Linked DNA regions of Homo sapiens: region 1 is linked to region 2. Evidence: chromatin loops called from intact Hi-C (ENCODE). Cell type or tissue: Calu3. All regions are shown on one strand. Each heading gives the region's core, and the rest is flanking DNA. Links, peaks and the distances in the headings are about the cores only.

Region 1 (8,754 bases), core at 2,353-7,352, 610 kb before region 2:
CATCTCCTACCACATGGGGGCTAGGATTACACAGTTAAATTCCCTAAGTGACCTCTTTTATAAGAATGTAAATTGCTGGTTCCAAGGTCAACTATTTGGTATAAGTTATTGGTGAAAATGACTGCTTACCTTTCATGGTAAGCAGAGCTAAAACAGTAGTAAGTGAACAGGAAGAGGAGATGCCCAAGCTTTTGACTGGCCATCTCTTCGAAATTAAGCAATTCCAATATCCGAAAGTAAATTCTATGTGCCCTACTTATAACAATTATCATTTTAGAAACATAAAAAATAGAAAAACCCAAGTACACAACCATTTCAACTATCTTATGTCCCAACAACATATCCCCGGACCCTAGGCATCTTGCAATTTGGAATTCCTATGTAAGCCACCAGATATAGAATGAGAAATGGTCCAAGAAGAATAACACTCTCTTCCCCCACACTGGCCACATTGCTGTGCCCAAAGAGGGATTGCTTAATCTTGTTAAACTCGAAGTGTCATACTCTTCATGGTTTGCCAATAGGAGGGTATGTTTTTCCCTTGGACCCAAATAAAGAAGTAATCCCCACCTCCACCCTAATGTGCTTAGGATGAAACTCTACTTATCATTAAGGCAGAGCAGAGAATGGAGAACACACAGGGGCTGAACAGAAGGCAGCTGGCCAGAGAACAGAGAGTGCTCAGATGTAGAAGGGAAAAGGGAGCTGCAAGGCCTGGCTAGCAGGGAGGGAAGTGGTGACTGGGAAATCCGGAAATCTCTGCGGACATTTTGCAGAGTGTATTGGAAGCAGCCTCCTTTAAATGACATTATTGATACAGGTTCTACAGTTAAAATTTACTTTATACAAGGGAATAAGTGGACTGAGAATTTTCTGCCAATAAAAATAAAGACCCAGTTACAAGGATGCAACTATTTCAGCACGCAACTATTTCAGCACAATAAAAACAGGGGAAGGGGCCCGAGGTTTATTGAACAGCATCTGCAAAACATTGTCAATGAGAGATAAAAAGAAATCTCCAAAGCAGACAAAAGGAGAGATTTTTTTAAAGCTACAAATGGCTATCAGTGCTGTTGTTTATTTTTACCGCTTCCTTAGTGAGGAGGTGGGTTCCCTGAGTGGATATCATTTGTAGTGGAGTGGATATGTGTGATTTAAGATACCTTGAGTAGGGTGGGGGGCTAGGTGATTATACTGGGGTGACCAAGTCATATTAATATTTCTTACAGGAATGTAACTTTTATGTGACTTATTTCTCTGTGGGAGAGCTTTACATTCATATGCTTATATGACAGCGTATGATACAGTAGTTAAGTGCTCAGTTTTTGGAACCAGGTTACCCTGCCTAAGATTGAATCCCAGCTCCACTACCTACTGCTGTGTGACCTTGACTGAGTTATTTTGTCTCATTGTGTCCTCATCTTAAGATGGGTGTAAGGCTACCTGCTTCATGGGTTGTCATTAAGAATAAACAATGTCTGTGCCGTGGTAGGTCCTGCTCCCAGCACATAGCAAGTGCATCAGTAAATGTGAACTTCCATTGTTAGGAAACCCACTCAACAGCTTTTTAAAATTTTAAAAATGGATAACATGGACAATATTTCATCACCTCAAAATGGATGACTCATAAAGACTTCTTTCCACTCTGACCCTCTTTACAAGCTACAGTTCTTCAAATTCCCCTCTGGGTTTTTCCACTTGGATAATATGCTTAAAACTCAATAAGTTCTACCACTCAACTCATGAACTCACCCTCGAAGCAAGCCCTTTCTCCAAATCTCCTCACCAGTGTAAAATGTAAAATCCTTCAAGCCATTCAGGGCTCAGTTCTTCCCCCACCACAATCATTCAATTACCAATAACTTAAATACCAACCCCATATCTCTTAAAGTTACTGTTTTCAGACCTCTGACATTTCTTGATTTGTGTACTTTTGCCTGGACAGTTGCAATAATTCTTCAATGCAGCTCTTCTTTAGGCTGTTTTAGTTGTGCTGAAACACATGAAGGGCGGTGAAATGCAACACCCATTCCAGGGGGCATTCCTAGGGTTCTGGCAAGGACTGCACCAGAGATCGTAACACCGCCTTTCCCCTTCTCAAGAATGCACTTGGAATCTGAATGAAAGGAGAATGACATTATTCTACATACGACCTTGACTCTGCCCTAATCTATAAACTAGCTAATGTTTGGCAAACAAATACTTTTCTATTAGTGCCTTGTTCATTGTGACACTTCTCCCAACTGTCGTGACACAGCCATTGAAAACAGCCGTTTTAAGAGGTTTTTTTTTTTCTTCTCCAATTCATCCTTCTTAAAATGCCACTCTGAATGACATCCATTCCCAATAGTTATTGATTGGTCAATTGAAAGTCTGTTTTATTTCATTATCTTATGTATCGGCTTGCACATCATCTAAGGTTCACAATTCCTTAGAGAATCAAGTGCAGATTTGTTTGCCTCAACTTCAGTCGCCTCTGTGGTTTGACACCAACCTATCCATGTAAACACTGGTTCTATCCCTACTGCACAAGAGCTTACTGTCCGCCCAGCCTGATGCATATGCATCCCTTTCAGAGCCTCAAGTACATTATTCGTTCTGTTTAGAACGGCCTTTTCTCTTTCATATCAACATATTTAACTCCAATCTTTTATCAGAGACCAGGACAGGTTACATGTCCTCCACAAGTATATCCTTGACTTTCTTGGTTTACATTGATGAAACTGTTAATTCCCATAGCTATCACAGTGCTCTCGGATGTATCATAATTAGGAGCTGGGCTTTGGGGTTAGTCCTAAGTCCAAATTCCCACCCTGAAATTTGTTTCCTAATTGTGGAACATGGGTCAAATTCTTTTACTCTCTAAACCCTGCTCTCCCCATCTGTAAAATATTGTGAGAACTTAATAGCTAATCCATGTAAAGCTATTATATAATAGCTAGTATATAGCTAACACCTACCCAATAATGAAATAGTTCATAGTAATGGGAATGCTTCTTAAATGACAGGGACTTATCATTGCCTCTAATTTCTAACCTTGCAACAACTCACCAAATGGCTGTTGCTGGAACCATTTTACAGACAACAAAACTGAGATTTAGCAAAATTAACTTACCCGACATCACACAAGGAGCAAATGGCAAAGCCAGGATATTAACCCTTGTCTTCCTACCTTCTAGTTATTTTTATCCATGTCAGGCATTCAGACTTAGCTTATGCCACATTGGTTTATTATTACTTGGCTTTTCTGGTTTGTGCCCCGTTCTTCCATATATGTTTAAATTAAATGAGAACAATATTCACATTTTAAACACTTTGCATCTTTAGTACCTCCCACAATCTGTAAACAAAGTAGCTTGCTTATTCGGTAAATATTTGTTGAGTGTTTGATCATCTATGCTCATGGGGATTAAGTTTTTAAACACATTTAAATTCAGCAACACTTTTTTTGGGGAAATGTTTTCATCACGTTTTCCACGAAAATCATCAAAATTATACAAAATAATATAAAAGACAAACATTACATATGAATGATGTAGCTATGGCTGCACAGATAGAAACAAATGCAGTTCTCTGCAAAAAAAAAAAAAAAAAAAAAAAAAAAAAAGCTGTAGGAAGGTGATACTCATTGATTTCGGTCCTCATACTTGGCATTTACATTCTGCTTGAAGATGGGCCCCTCAGGCCACCCATTCCATGCATGGAAAAGGAAAAGTTATTAGCTGATAGTCATCCTTTTAAGGTTACACAGAAAGACAGAACTAACCACACAAATACCCACAGCGTTTAATCACCTTTAATTCTTTCTTTTTAAGTAAATGCATTAATTATGTTCTCTTTTATTTTCTCTCTGGCTAAGTCTATATAATACTAAAACAATCTGGAACAACATAAAAAATTCCATCAACCTATGTGATGTTTTTCTGTGTACATGGTGATGAACAATATTGTTGAATTTTCAACAAGTTGAATAAATGCTTTTATTTGAAATATATATTTTTATACACACACACACACACACACACACACACACACACACCATGGTCTCTGCCTGTCTGTGCACAAATGAAAAACAATAGAACTAAGATAAAGAACTGCCTGTGCTCCCCATATTAGGATAATCAATGGTGTCACACACTTACTGTCTTGAAATATTTGCATAAACTTCATGAAGTCAGCGTGTTTTTATTGTTGTTGTTGTTGTTCACTGCTATATTCCTAGTAGCTAGACCAGTGCCTAACACATGGTGAGTGTTCAGTATATGTGGGTCTGATACATGAATGAGCCATTCAATTTTGCCTACATTCATCTATTTCTAGCAGTGTTTTAAAATCTGGTCTATACACCTCCAAACACATTTTGTACCCTGCTATCTCCCTATGTTTTCCTTTTGCATGGAAGGATTTGTTAAATGTATGCTATCCTTTGTTCAAAATAAGATACTTCTCCAACCAAAAATATTTTTTCTACATTATATTAGCTCACAGTAAATGCTCTTTCCTCCCATGTCTAAGCACCCATTGCCGAGAACATTTTAATACATATAATTTTCCCATTAATCTTGTCCTGCCTTTGGATATCTCATACCATTGGTGAACTGTTATTCTTCTAATATTACTAGGTCTTTTTTATTTGATTTATATCTTACTTCATCACATAGATTTTAAGTATACTGAAGGTTACATGAGCGAAGTATTTTTTTTTTTTGTACAATATATATTGCTATTCCTTTGAGTACTACCTTGTACCTAGAATGCACTTATTAAAAAAGACATGTTGATTTGGTGGGCATGCAATTCTGATGGGCATGCAATTCTGTCATTCGGAAATTATGTGAAAGAGCTTATAATACAGTCCCTGGCCTTTTAAAAACTGTTGTTAAAATACAGCTAGTATAATGTAAAAGTGCATAATTTATTTGTAGCGTTTTTACCCCTGGGGTTGTATGAAAGGCCATTTATTTATTTACTTTGTTATGTATTTGTGTGTGTGTGCACATGCTGCGCATCAACCAGTGTTCAAGTTGGTGTCAAAATTAGCTCATCCCAACAAATTGAGATTCTTGTGGTAGGAAGAATTAACAACTGCCCTCTGGAAGCATATCGTTTTCCCCCAATCGTTTATACATTAGTTGGAAGTCAGTTTGTGTTGACCCATGGGCAGCTAATCCTCAGAGAGAGAGTTCTCAATTCTATAGGGTCTCTTCTAGGAGGTCATTTCAGGCCCAATTATACAATCTCTCTCTTCTACGAGGTTTGTTTTTCCTTAGGGTGAATATGATATGAAAGAACATTGTGGAAGAAACCTCATCTTAATAAGCCTTTTACCTTGGACAAAATAAGCTTTCTTAAGAAAGATTTTTCACCCTCATAATGCTTCCTTCTTGATTCACTAAAGATTCATGCTCCTGAAATTGCCTATATATTTTTTCCAAAAAGAAAAAGAAATTCTCCAAAATAAGAAAAGAGCATAACCTTTGAAGTTTCAAAAAAGCCCTTAATGTATCTTTCTTATTTGTAAAGATGAGATAATTTGGGTCGATTTTTATATCCGTTTCCAAACTTGCAATGAGTATATAATGTGATTAAAGGTTTGTGATATAAATAGTTTTCTGAAATTAGTTTATTGGCTTATTATAATTATATCAGATCTTATTTAGCCAATTAAAACAAATTATTTTGCTTATAAAACTGCTCACATTAATTAACATGTTCTGGCATTTTGGTTTTTGTCTGCTGAACAGAAGTCTGTCTTGTCTGTTTTCCATTTCTGTTTTGCATAGTAATTGGAACAACCCCTTAAGTGAAAACCAAAGTAGCGGAGCCACCTTATCATAAAGTAAAAATGGAAAGCAAATCAAGAGAGAACCTTAAATCTCTGCTTCCCATGGTGGACCGAATAGAGTTGGCCTCAATGAAACTCTAAGTAAGAATTTACGTTCCTCTCCATTGAGTTGAATACAGGCTTTGGTGGACTATTTGGTTCTTGTTACTGATGTTTCTCAATATGGAACGTTTGAAAGCATCCAACCAGAAGTTGCACAATGATCACAGCCTTGAACGTATTCATCAGAAAAACGCATTCACTGCTACAGGTTTTATTTTTACAGGAACCAGTGTGCTGCACTGTTTGCGAGTTTCTTCAATGCTCTTACCCATGACAATCACAAAAGCAATTCACAACCTTACTTATCAGATAGTTCTGTTTTACAATAATCTGGTTGCTATTTGTAAAATCCAGGAAAAAACAGTGCAATTTCTGATGCTGAATATCTGAAAAGCTCTGGAAGCTGCTAGGAAGAGATATGCACTAAAATATGTAATGTGATGGAATTACAACAGACAGACATTCTGGAGGGTGTACACTCTAGTGCATCTCAGAGTACGTGACATCTAATGGCGCTACTTTCAAGATTTGCAAAGAAATTCTGCATTTAAACGGCTCCCTTCCACTCACAGTTTTCTTAGCTCCCCTATTTAACTCTTTCATTAAAAAAAAAAAGAGAACTCTCTCAAAAAGAATGATCAACCAAAACAATCGCCAGTGAATAACTGTTTCCAGAACAAAATGAAAGTAGGGATCTCAATGAGATCATTTATTTCATGAGCTAGTTCCTAAAACTTTAGATGTACCATAAAAGCAAAAACATCTTTCTGATGAGAATTTAACTCACACAAAAAAGTGGTGATTTTAACAGCTGACAAATCCCCTATAATAAGGGGCTTAAACAACAACAACAAACAAACAAACCACTTTTCCAGTGATTAGTCTGTGCAGATGTCAAAGAAAAGTGCCATACACTCCCTTAAAGAATATAGACGCCAGTTAAATCTTTTTGGGTGTTTTCATGACCATATATTAGTGTGAGAGCAAAATGGGAATAACATACACCACTGAGAGGCAGTATAGTGCAATAGATAAAGTGATTGAATTTCAATCCCTGATCTCAGCACATAGCATTAGCTAAATTACTTCACCGCTGTCTACCTCAACTTCTCCGTCTATGAAATGGGACCAGTATCTCCAAGTTTCTGATAATAAGATAAACAAAAAACATTAGCATATTTATAAAGGCAGATAGCCCTATCATTTCTTTGTGCAGTTAAATTCTACCAAAGCTAAATCTACTCTAAGAGGAAAAAGAATTGCATTATGGAAGCTAAATGTTGTTCCGGAAGCTGCTGGGGCACCAATTAATAGAGTGATGTAATAAACCACTCAATAATCCTGCACTGGCTGAAAGAATTAATGCAGCTCACCTCTGTTGCTGTGAGTGCAATACCATGTACTCAGAGGGTGCTCGATAAATATTAGCTGATGATGATATTGACAGGGTGCTGTGTAGTCACGGCACTAAGTGAATTGCTAAGTTTACAATTGTACAGAAAACTCGTTGAATAATTATTGGCAATAAAAGAAACCTATCCCTGACCTCATTTACTATATTATGACATCATCTCACGCATAATAAGACCATCACCAATCCCTGGAAGCTTAATAGCCTTGTCCTACTGACTTGACACAATAAAAATAAGGTCATCCTGTAAAACATATTTAGAATTTGGGTACTTCTTAAAACTTTCATTGTTAGCACTCTGTTGCAGTCTATCACCATTTCTTTTCTGGATTTTGTAGCGCCTCTCAATTGTTTTCCATGATTTCTACTTTAGGCCCCTGTGGCAGTTCCTTATGCTGGGGATTCCTAATGTATCTTACCTTCGTGTATTCACAGTCTTGTATAGTTCTCTCTCATACTGACTCTGGGATTGGCCAGACTCTGGGATTGGCCATGACTTGCTTTGGCCAATAGGCCATTAACAAACATGATGCAAGAAAAGGCACAAGAAGTTCTTGAGCATAGGGGCTTGCCCTGCTGGAAGAATGCCATCCCCATGAAAGAAAGCCTTTTCTGGCCTCCTAGAAGATGAAAAACCAAGAGGAGGGAAACGCTCAAATATTTCATGGAGTCCAGCCCCCATGAAACCCACCAGCTAGATGAAACTGTACAAGTGAGTACAGGCAAGTCCCCCAAAAGAACTGCCTGTTGGACACACCAGAATGTGAGCAACAATCATTTCCTCTTGTTTCAATCTGCCAAGTTCTGCTGCATTTTTTATCTAGTAATAAATTACTGATACATCCCCTGCTGATTATTTCCAACTCTGCTAATCAGGGTGATTCTTTTACAATGTAAGCCAGATAATCTTACTCCTCCTCAAAGCCATCTATGAGCTCCTTATCTCAGAGGAGCCCAAGTCTTCCTAAAGACTTGACTTTCTAAAGACTTGACATGCTCTGCCCTTCCCTCAATTTATCCGATGTCAACTCCACTAATCTCTCCCTCACTTTTCTCTTTTCAGCTGCATAGGCCTCTACCTCAAAGGTTCTTCTTCATGAACATGGATTACTTTCACACTCTGTTTGGGTGTTTCCTCCAAAATCATTTTTTCTCAGCAGGGCTTGCCCTGATCAAACTGCATCATCTCCTTGCCCCCAATTCTCCATCCTCCCTTTCTGTTCCTTTCCATTGCACTTAAGACTTCTAAATCACTATATGGTTTACTGATTTTGGTCACTGTCTGACTCGCTTTCTCAGAATGTAAGCTTCAAGAGGGTCAGAAGTTGTCTTTTTGGTCCCCACACTTAGAACAATGGCTGGTACATAGGATAGACTTAGTAAGTACAGTCGTGCACCAGTTAGCCATGGGGATACATTCTGAGACATGAATCCTTAGGCGATTTTGTCATTGTGC
Region 2 (8,754 bases), core at 1,617-6,616:
ATTAGTATTATCAGTGACCAAACTGTGAGTCTTTGGTCTTCTGGCAAGCCAAGTGGAAAGCAGAGCCAGCTCCAAAAAGCAGTTTCTATGGAGAGCAGAGAAGTAGCCCTAATTCCGGGGTAAGGGACTTAGGCAGCATTTAGCACCCCATATGAGCAGACCACTTATTCCTAGAACAGATCAGCTATAGGGCACATTGCCCTCACTTCTATTCGATGATAAACACCAAACATGCAAAGTAAAGGCAAGCAATGCACAAAGTAGCCATTAAGAGATTTAGATTAGGATAGGTAATTATCCCGCTCCTACCCCCAACCTCATTCCAAATGGGTTCCAAACCTTTACAGACAGCTCTAACAGCCCAGAGCACAGCCATGGTCACTGGGAGGAAAAAAGAGAAGAAGGGAACTAGAGGCAATAATATCTCACTTGACATTTCAGCTGGAGAGAAGGTAGCGAAGAGGAAGCAAGATAGTGGTTCTAGCAAGTTATTATGTCATTCCACTCCCGGAATGTTAACACAGATAGAGAATGCAATACAAGTTGATTTGATAGCCTAGCTGGAGGAGAAAAGCTGAGAAAGTGAGAGACGACTGGAAGATTCTTGTTGGGAATATTTCCTTATCAAGGATCCCCTTTATGAGCCATGTTTCTCCTTAAGACAAAAATTGTATCCATGTGTTTCTTTCTTTAAATCGTTTTATCTTACAGATTTCATCATGTCATGGCTCCCTCTTGCCTGTAAGATTAGCTTCAAAGGGCATGTCTTCATGTCTTGACCTTTGTCATGTATTTTAAACCTACCATCAAGTATCGTCTAACCCCACTTTTCAATTATGAACCCTACGTTTTGATCACACAGATTCACGATTGTTTTGTAAATGCATCATTATCTGTGTACAGCATGGTTTGTTTCTTTCTTTTGCAATGATCTTCCTTTCTTCTCCACGTTTGGTAAACTATTTCTTTTTTCAAAGCTAATGTTAATAGAATAACATTATTCTGAAATCTTCCCAGATTCCTCCTGGAAGAAATCAGAATTCTGTCTTCTGTGATTCATCTTATATTATAGAAGCTTCATCTTAATGATATTTGAAATTTTTGATATGATACTTATTGTGCTAATATATTGCTAAAATACTGAATCATTTGTGGGCTTGGAGTCTTGTCTTATTTTTATGGCAAATGGCTGCCTACAATAGGCAACCCATTATTATTATTTTTTCCCAAATGAAAATAAGATGGGTATTCAGAGTCTGAATATCAATCAGTTCATCTCACCTATTTTATAATAGTTACAATGATTGAGATCATGTGATCACAACTAAAGCACACACCACCATCTGGTGGCAACATATATAAATTGCAGTATCAAGTTTTAAGATACGGGTAAACTTTATGAAATTTCTCCCTGCTAGTGTGAATTTTAAAATAGTGACTAGGCTGGGCGCGGTGGCTAACGCCTGTAATCCCAACACTTTGGGAGGCCGAGGTGGGCAGATTACCTGAGGTCAGGAGTTCAAGACCAGCTTGACCAACATAGTGAAACCCTGTCTCTACTAAAAATACAAAATTAGCTGGGCGTGGTGGTGGGCACCTGTAATCCCAGCTACTCAGGAGGCTGAGGCAGGAGAATATCTTGAAACCAAGAGGCGGAGGTTGCAGTAAGCTGAGATTGCCCCATTGCTTTCCAGCCTGGACAACAAAAGCGAAACAGTCTCAAAAAAAAAAAAAAAAAAAAAAAAAGCATAGTGACTACACTAAGAGTTACCATTTTATGATCATTTTGGTAACAGATTCTTGTATTGATGATTAGCAGATAACTTCATAGACACTTTTAATGCATTGGATTATTCACCTACTCCAGTTATTTTCAATTTTAAAATTCTATTCATATGCTTTAAATGCAGTTTATTTCATGTAAATCTTATAAATTTGATATTTTAAAAGTCTATTTGCAATACAATATCTTTTCATATACAGTCCGTGCATGTGCTTTTGTTCCTGTAACAAATGAACCTACTATATGCAACATAATGCCTTAGACACTGCATTATGAAAAGTTTTCTCTTGGATTAAAAGAATATAATGTCAATACATGTGCCCAGCACTTGACCAACCAGACATCTCCTTAAGTTAGCACATTTTTAAGCATAAAATGGTTGCTGACACTTATAACAGTGGTCCTTAGGCACTGTCATTGCTATTGATCTGAAAGGACCGTCAAAGAAAAAATTATATTTTGTGTAGTTTCAGGATTAAGAATGTGTAGTTGATATAACATATAAGAATATCATTTCCCAAGAATTAATAGTAATCTTTCTCAACCAGAATATTGTATCAAATGCAACACCCTAGACCATGACCACATAGAAAATTTATGGTATGATAGTTATCATATTGCTGCTAGACAAACATGAATGTCTTCTTCTACTATTACAACTCTCTTTATGTTCCTCTCTACAGTCTTCCAGTATTGAGGGGAAAGTATACTATGGATAAAATAACAAAGCTGCTGTATGTACACTGGCTGCCACTCAGAGTAAGATGCAGCCTGTGTCTCTATTCATATACAGAACGTAACTCCAATGTCAGGCTGCTAGAAGAGATAAGAATCCCTGAAAGTAAAACAATGTGTTTTGAAGATAAGAACTTGCTTCCTGAATTGCACCCAAGTCTGAGAGTTTCACTCTATATTTGTGAATTTAGAATTCATGTGGAGGCCTCTGTAAGAACCTCCATACCTCTGGTCTCTCCTTCCCCTAATCTGGTCTACAAATGGTCACCAGATGATCATGTTAAGCCATCTCTGTACACATCACTTTTACTTAGGAGCTCTTAGACTTCCAACTTTCCACAAAACAAAATCCTAACTGCTTATTATAGTGATCAAGGCACCTGATGACTTGATCTCCACTGTGTGGCACCTACCTCACTATGTGCTATGCTCTATATTCCATCTATTGCCATGGGTCCCCTTTGCCCATCACCAAATTGTCTGTCGTTTCTTATCTTGATATTTTCCCCTATGCCAGCGCTTCTCAAGCTATAATGCAAATGCAAATCACTTGAGAATGCAGATTTTGATTCAGGGGGTCTGGGACAGACAGCCTGAGATTGCACATTTCTAACCAATTCCATGGGATGTCAATGCTGCTGGTCGCAGGATCACAACTGGAGTGGAAGGGATCTATTCCAAATCTCAACCTGCCCATCCATCTCCATTCTCACCCCCTGACATTTCTGACTTTTGAAATAGTGACTTATTCTTGAAATATCAACTCTGACTCTCTCTCCTTTTTAACATTTTCCCTAGTACCTCTAGTTCAGTGTTTTTCAACTTGGATGCACATTAGAATTACCTGGGGAACTTTCAAAAATCCAGCTGCACAAGCGCATGCCAGGTCCGTTAAGTCAGAAACTCTAGGGTGGAGACCCAAGGCATCTGTATGTTTTTTAACTCCTCAGGTGATTTCAACCTGCAGCCAAGTCTGACAGCCAGTGCTTTTGGATGGAAGTGATTTGTTTTCAATACTTATAGCTATTTGTTTTTACCTGTGTTGAACTTGAACTTACTGTAAACTATTCTTGTCTTCATAAATACCTTGCTTTTCCTGCTAGCCTGCATGCATTTTGAGACTAGGATGTTTGCCATGTCTTGGCAGGTGGAATACCTTAGCACTTATTCAAGGGCTGTTGGGTCAGAGTCCCTGTGTTCGATTCCCAGATCTGCACATACAGCCTTGCCATGCACCATCTTGGTGTCCTTGGGCTTATAGTTTAAGCTCTCTATGCGTTAGTTTTCATCTCTATACGTTGGAAATAATAATGGCAGTTGCATCATCAGGTATTTTTAAAGAATAAGATAAGGCATATGAAACGCTAAGTGAGTACTGGCTCACAGTGTCTACTCAATAAACGCTAGCCATTATTATTATTAATTAGCCTTCTTTGTATGTCTCACATTGTACAACATAGCAGTAAGCAGTCAATAATCATTTGCTGGATGAATAAGTCAATAAATGATGGAGAATAAATCATATTTAATTGCTCTGAAATAAACCCAGAGCAGTCAGCCTTCTACTGAAAAATTCACGTTAATGAATGTTAACTGTTTTACAAGTGCTTGTAGGTACCTCTATGGCCATTAGCCTAGTGAATTCAAATCTGAGAAAAGATAGAGGTTCTCCTCACAATGGAAGAAATCTGACAAAAGATAATAATGACCAAGTCTCCACAAATGCTTTAAAGTTATTCTCAGTAGCATGTGCCCACTCAAATGTATTAAGCCTATTAACATAAATTTAAAAGGTTACATTGAACATATTATTTTCTGTAGGTCACCTTTACAACCCAACCCAAGCCAAGAACTTGCTGAATTTCATAATCCCAAAAATGTGTGAATATCTGTCCTTTAGGAATGAGCAGTGCTTTGCCTTCCATTGGAGGGACATTGTCTTGGCCACCACAAGTGTAAACAGCTCAGCTTTATAATGATTCTTATGTCAACAGAGCATTTCATTACCACTGAACAGTAAAGCAGGTAGGTGACTGAAGAGTGCGAGACATAATACATAATGTGATGGAGCGGGTGAAGTCTGCCTATTACCAGTGTGAACAGAGGCCTTTTGTTGGAATCCATCCTGGTGGAATGAATAGCCTCTGTTATGTTTATTGATTACACCCGAAGTACTGAGGTAGAGGTGGCTGGAGCTGCCCAGAAAAATAGTCAGATGCCATTGTGTGCCTTTCATTTTGGCAAGGCCAGATAATCAGTCAGAAATTCACTTTTAAACGCTAAACAAAATGTTCAATAGTCTTACATCTCACAAGAATAAAATCAAGCAGAAAAAGAAATGTCTTAAGTCACTTGTATTTGAGAACTTTTCACTAACTCTGTGGCTGCCATCCTAGCCCACAGTACCATTGACCTTTGCCTGAAGAGCTGCTACAAGGCCCCCTTGGCCCCACTTTCTTCCTACACAGTCAATATACTCTTAAAAATTCTATCTGATCATGGCACTGTCTCACTTACAGCCCTCCAATGACTTCCTATTATAGTTTGAATAAGATCCAGACTCCTTGGTGGTCTTACTAGTTCTCAAATGGTCCAGCCTTGCTTAATCGTTTGACCTCCTCCCAGGCTGTGTGGATCACCACAAGGCCCTGCGGGCTCTTCCTGCTCCTGACAACTTCAAACTGATTTCTCCTTATCAACTGACTTTTCCCTTTTACACTTTCCTGGAGTACCCTCCTTAGATTTTGCAGATCTTGTCCCTTATCCAGTCCTCCCCTCCATTACTATCCCATTACTCTCCTTTATTTTCTTCATAGAAGTTATCATCATCATCAAGTACTTTATAATTGTATTTGTTCATTTGTTAAGCATCCTTTTTTTTAAAACTGAAGTTTGTTCACCTTTAAAGATCTTTGGCCTCAGGTAGCACTGAACACAACATAAGGAGTGAACACTACATAGTTTTGTTTAAGTAAATGAATGAAATTAGCGGCTTACTTACCTTTACACAAACTATGTTTTTCACACACAACATGCATTAACATTAGTATTTTGACCCAAACCATAACCCTCTCCTCTTCAGAAATAAATAAATAAATATTACTTCAGGAAAAATTTCTGTACCTAAATGAGAATGATTTTCCTTTTGGTAGCACTATTATATATATATATATATATATATATACACATATATATATATTATGTTATTGGCATTGAAAAACACTAAGATTTGTTATCAACAAAAGCAAAAACAAAGAGACATCATGCCTAGTTCTCCTTTATTATTATATATTATTATATTTCCAAATGGAATCTTACAATACCTGGTTTTTTGTGAGTGGCTTTTGATTTTTTCATTTAGCGTAATGTTTCCAAGATTCATCTATGTTGTAGCACCACTGGTACTTCTTCATTTCTTTTTATTGCTAAATAATATTCCATTGATTGGTTATACAATGTTTTGTTGATCCATTCATCAGTTGATGCCCTTCTGGGTTGTTTACACTTCTTGACTAATGTGAATAATGTTGCTATGAACATTTCTGTGAAAGTTTTTGTGTAGATGTGTTGTCATCTATCTTGTATATAGACCTAGGAGAGAAATGGCTGGGTCATAGGGTAACTATAAGTTTAACTCTTTGAGGCAAGCTATTTTTTAAAGTGATTGCACTATTTCAGATTTCCACCGCCAGTGTACGAAGGTTCTAATTTCTCCACATCCTTATCAACATTTGTGCTTGTCTATCTTTTTTAGTATGTCCATCTCATGAGTGTGAGGTGAGACTTCATTGTGGCTTTGATTTTCATTTCCCTAATTAGTAATGTGGTATCTTTTAATGTGTTTCTTGGTTGTACATATTCTTTGGAGAAATGTCTATCCTGATCTCTTATCCATTCTTTAATTGGATTATTTTTCTTTTTATTATTGAATTTCTAGAGTTTTTTACATATTCTGAATATAAGTCATCAGATGAATGATTTTCAAATATTTCTCTCATTTTGTGGAGTTTTTTCTTTTTTACTTTCTTGCTGGTGTCCTTTGAAGCACAATTTAAAAAAAAAAAGTTTTGATGAGGTCTAATTTAATCGTTTGTTGTTATTTGTTATATCTAAGAAACCATTAACAACCCAGTCTCACAAAGATTTACTCTATATTTTCTTTTAGGATTTTTATAGTTTTAGCACTGACGTTTAGCCTACGATTAACTTTGAGTTAAATTTTGTGTATAGTATGAGGTACTGGTCCAACTTCATTCTTTTGCATGTGGACATCCAGTTGTCCTAGCACCATTAGTCAAAAAATACCTTTCTTTCCCCTGTTAAACTGTCTTGCCACCTGTACAGAAAATCACTTGGCCATGAGAATGTGAGTTTATTTCTTGAATCTTCTATTCTATTGATCTATGTGTCTATCCTCATGCCAGTTCCACATTGTTTTGAGTATTTCAAGCTTTGCAGTATAAATTTTGAAATCAGGAAGTGTGAATTTTTCAAATTTGTTCTTCTTTTACAAAATTATTTTGGCTATTCTGGGTCCCTTGCATTTCCAAAGGAATTTTTGGATCCAGTTGTGACATTCTGAAGAGAAAAAAAAAAAAAAGCAAGCTGGGATTTTGACAGGGATTGTGTTGAATCTGTAGATCAATTTGAGGAATATTGCATTCTTAACTATATTCATTCTTTTGATCCATAACCATTGGGTTTCTTTCCATTAACTTAGTTCTTTGTTAATCTCTGTCAACATTATTTTGTAGCTTTCAGTGTACGTATCTTATACTCCAATTGATACAATTATTCCTAATTATTTTATTCCTTTAGATGCTATTGAAAATGGAATTGTTCCCTTAATTTAATTTTTACAGATATATCCAAAATTTAATATATTGAACATAAATGATTTAGTCAATTGCCTTTCAAAGAAATATAACAGATAGCTGATTTTGTGCAAATTTGTATAACGCCAAGGATGTTGTTCATTTTTAACTTCTACCATTGTACTCTTGTTGCCAAATAAGAAAATTAGGCAACAACAGCTGAAGAAGTTAAACTAGGAACATATCTCCAATAGACAGTAAGATGCAGATGTTTAAGTAAGATGCTAAAAATGATATGGGTTAAACTCTCTCTTTATTTTAGGTAACATGCATGGCTGACAGTATATACTCTCATGTGAGGTTCTGACACACACAATCTTCCTGACAGGATTTATTAATTAGAAAGGAAAAGGGGTTTTTAAAAATTGCAGCAAATTTTATAGAAAGCATAAAAATAAATTTAGCCTTCAAAGTATATTTCAAGACAAGTCTATGGACATGATATTTTGAAACACAATGCATTTTTTTATATTATGTTGAGTGATGTTATTTATTATAAGAATTTTACTTAATGATATTGCTGTCCCAGTGATATATTTTATATACTCTACTTACCGAAGCATTGTTCCCTTCAAGCTTTAAAGTTTTGGAGAAACCAACTCTAGAGTCTTGTTTTTTAACTTTAATTGGTAATGTAGCCTCATTACTTTTTAAACATTCAAATGAAAATACTGTTGCAAATCAGGCTTCTGGCAGTGGTCTGACCTTTCTGGTCATTGTTTTACACTTTTGTTTTCTTCTAACATTATGGAAGGAGAGGCAGGTGTGTTAGGGATATACAGCTGTGTTATTTCTTGAAACAGCTGGCGCCAAGTTGTCAAAAGAAAAGCTCTCATTTCCAAATATTGCAAGCCTTGTGTAAGTAGACATAATGTAAGCTATGTACCCACAGTTATTGATTCTGCTCATTGACAGCTGAGGTGTTTAATATATCCATCCCCTTTGTAATGCCATTTTAAAACTCTTTGAGGATTAGGAAGGCGGTTTTCTCAAAGGTATTCTTGAGAGAGCAAAGGCCAACTAGCCCTGTAGTTGTGAGGGCTCTGACAGAAACTTAAGTGAGGAAAATGGAGCAGAGAAGCTAGCAGATATGTTCTAACCTGCCACAAATAATGATTTTTAAAAAGCCCCAGAAGAATGCGCTTTGCTACTTTACATAATGCTATAATGCATTAACTCATGTAGTATGACTGGTGAAAGTTTATTTATTCATTTATTTCTGCCGCAGGCAAATACCGGATAAATGCTTACAATAGCAGGTTAGCAGGTGTTTCAGCTACAGCCATTAGTAAGTACCTCCTTGATGTACAGGAATTGTTTGACTGCTTGCCTAGTTCTAGCCCACGTGGAAATTGTCAAAGC

The links. Hi-C counts contacts between places; a loop is a spot of excess contacts. Peaks named below come from ENCODE experiments on the same cell type or tissue, not always from the same donor. Only the 100,000 strongest peaks of a DNase experiment are listed, where the experiment ranks them.
Region 1: a loop joins it to region 2, with 4 times the contacts of the local background. A loop is called at or near these places in 6 of 110 quality-filtered maps.

Annotation. Positions count from the first base shown.
Region 1 is chr5:167,563,932-167,572,685 of GRCh38, reverse strand. All of the region lies in intron 4 of TENM2 (teneurin transmembrane protein 2), which reads right to left. Among named protein-coding and RNA genes, the nearest start is that of TENM2-AS4, 92 kb to the left of the region's middle. In Calu3, for the core only: no CTCF peak of the experiment used is centred there; no DNase peak of the experiment used is centred there.
Region 2 is chr5:166,953,819-166,962,572 of GRCh38, reverse strand. No RefSeq gene overlaps it. Among named protein-coding and RNA genes, the nearest start is that of TENM2, 21 kb to the left of the region's middle. In Calu3, for the core only: no CTCF peak of the experiment used is centred there; a DNase peak (open chromatin) is centred at 4,612.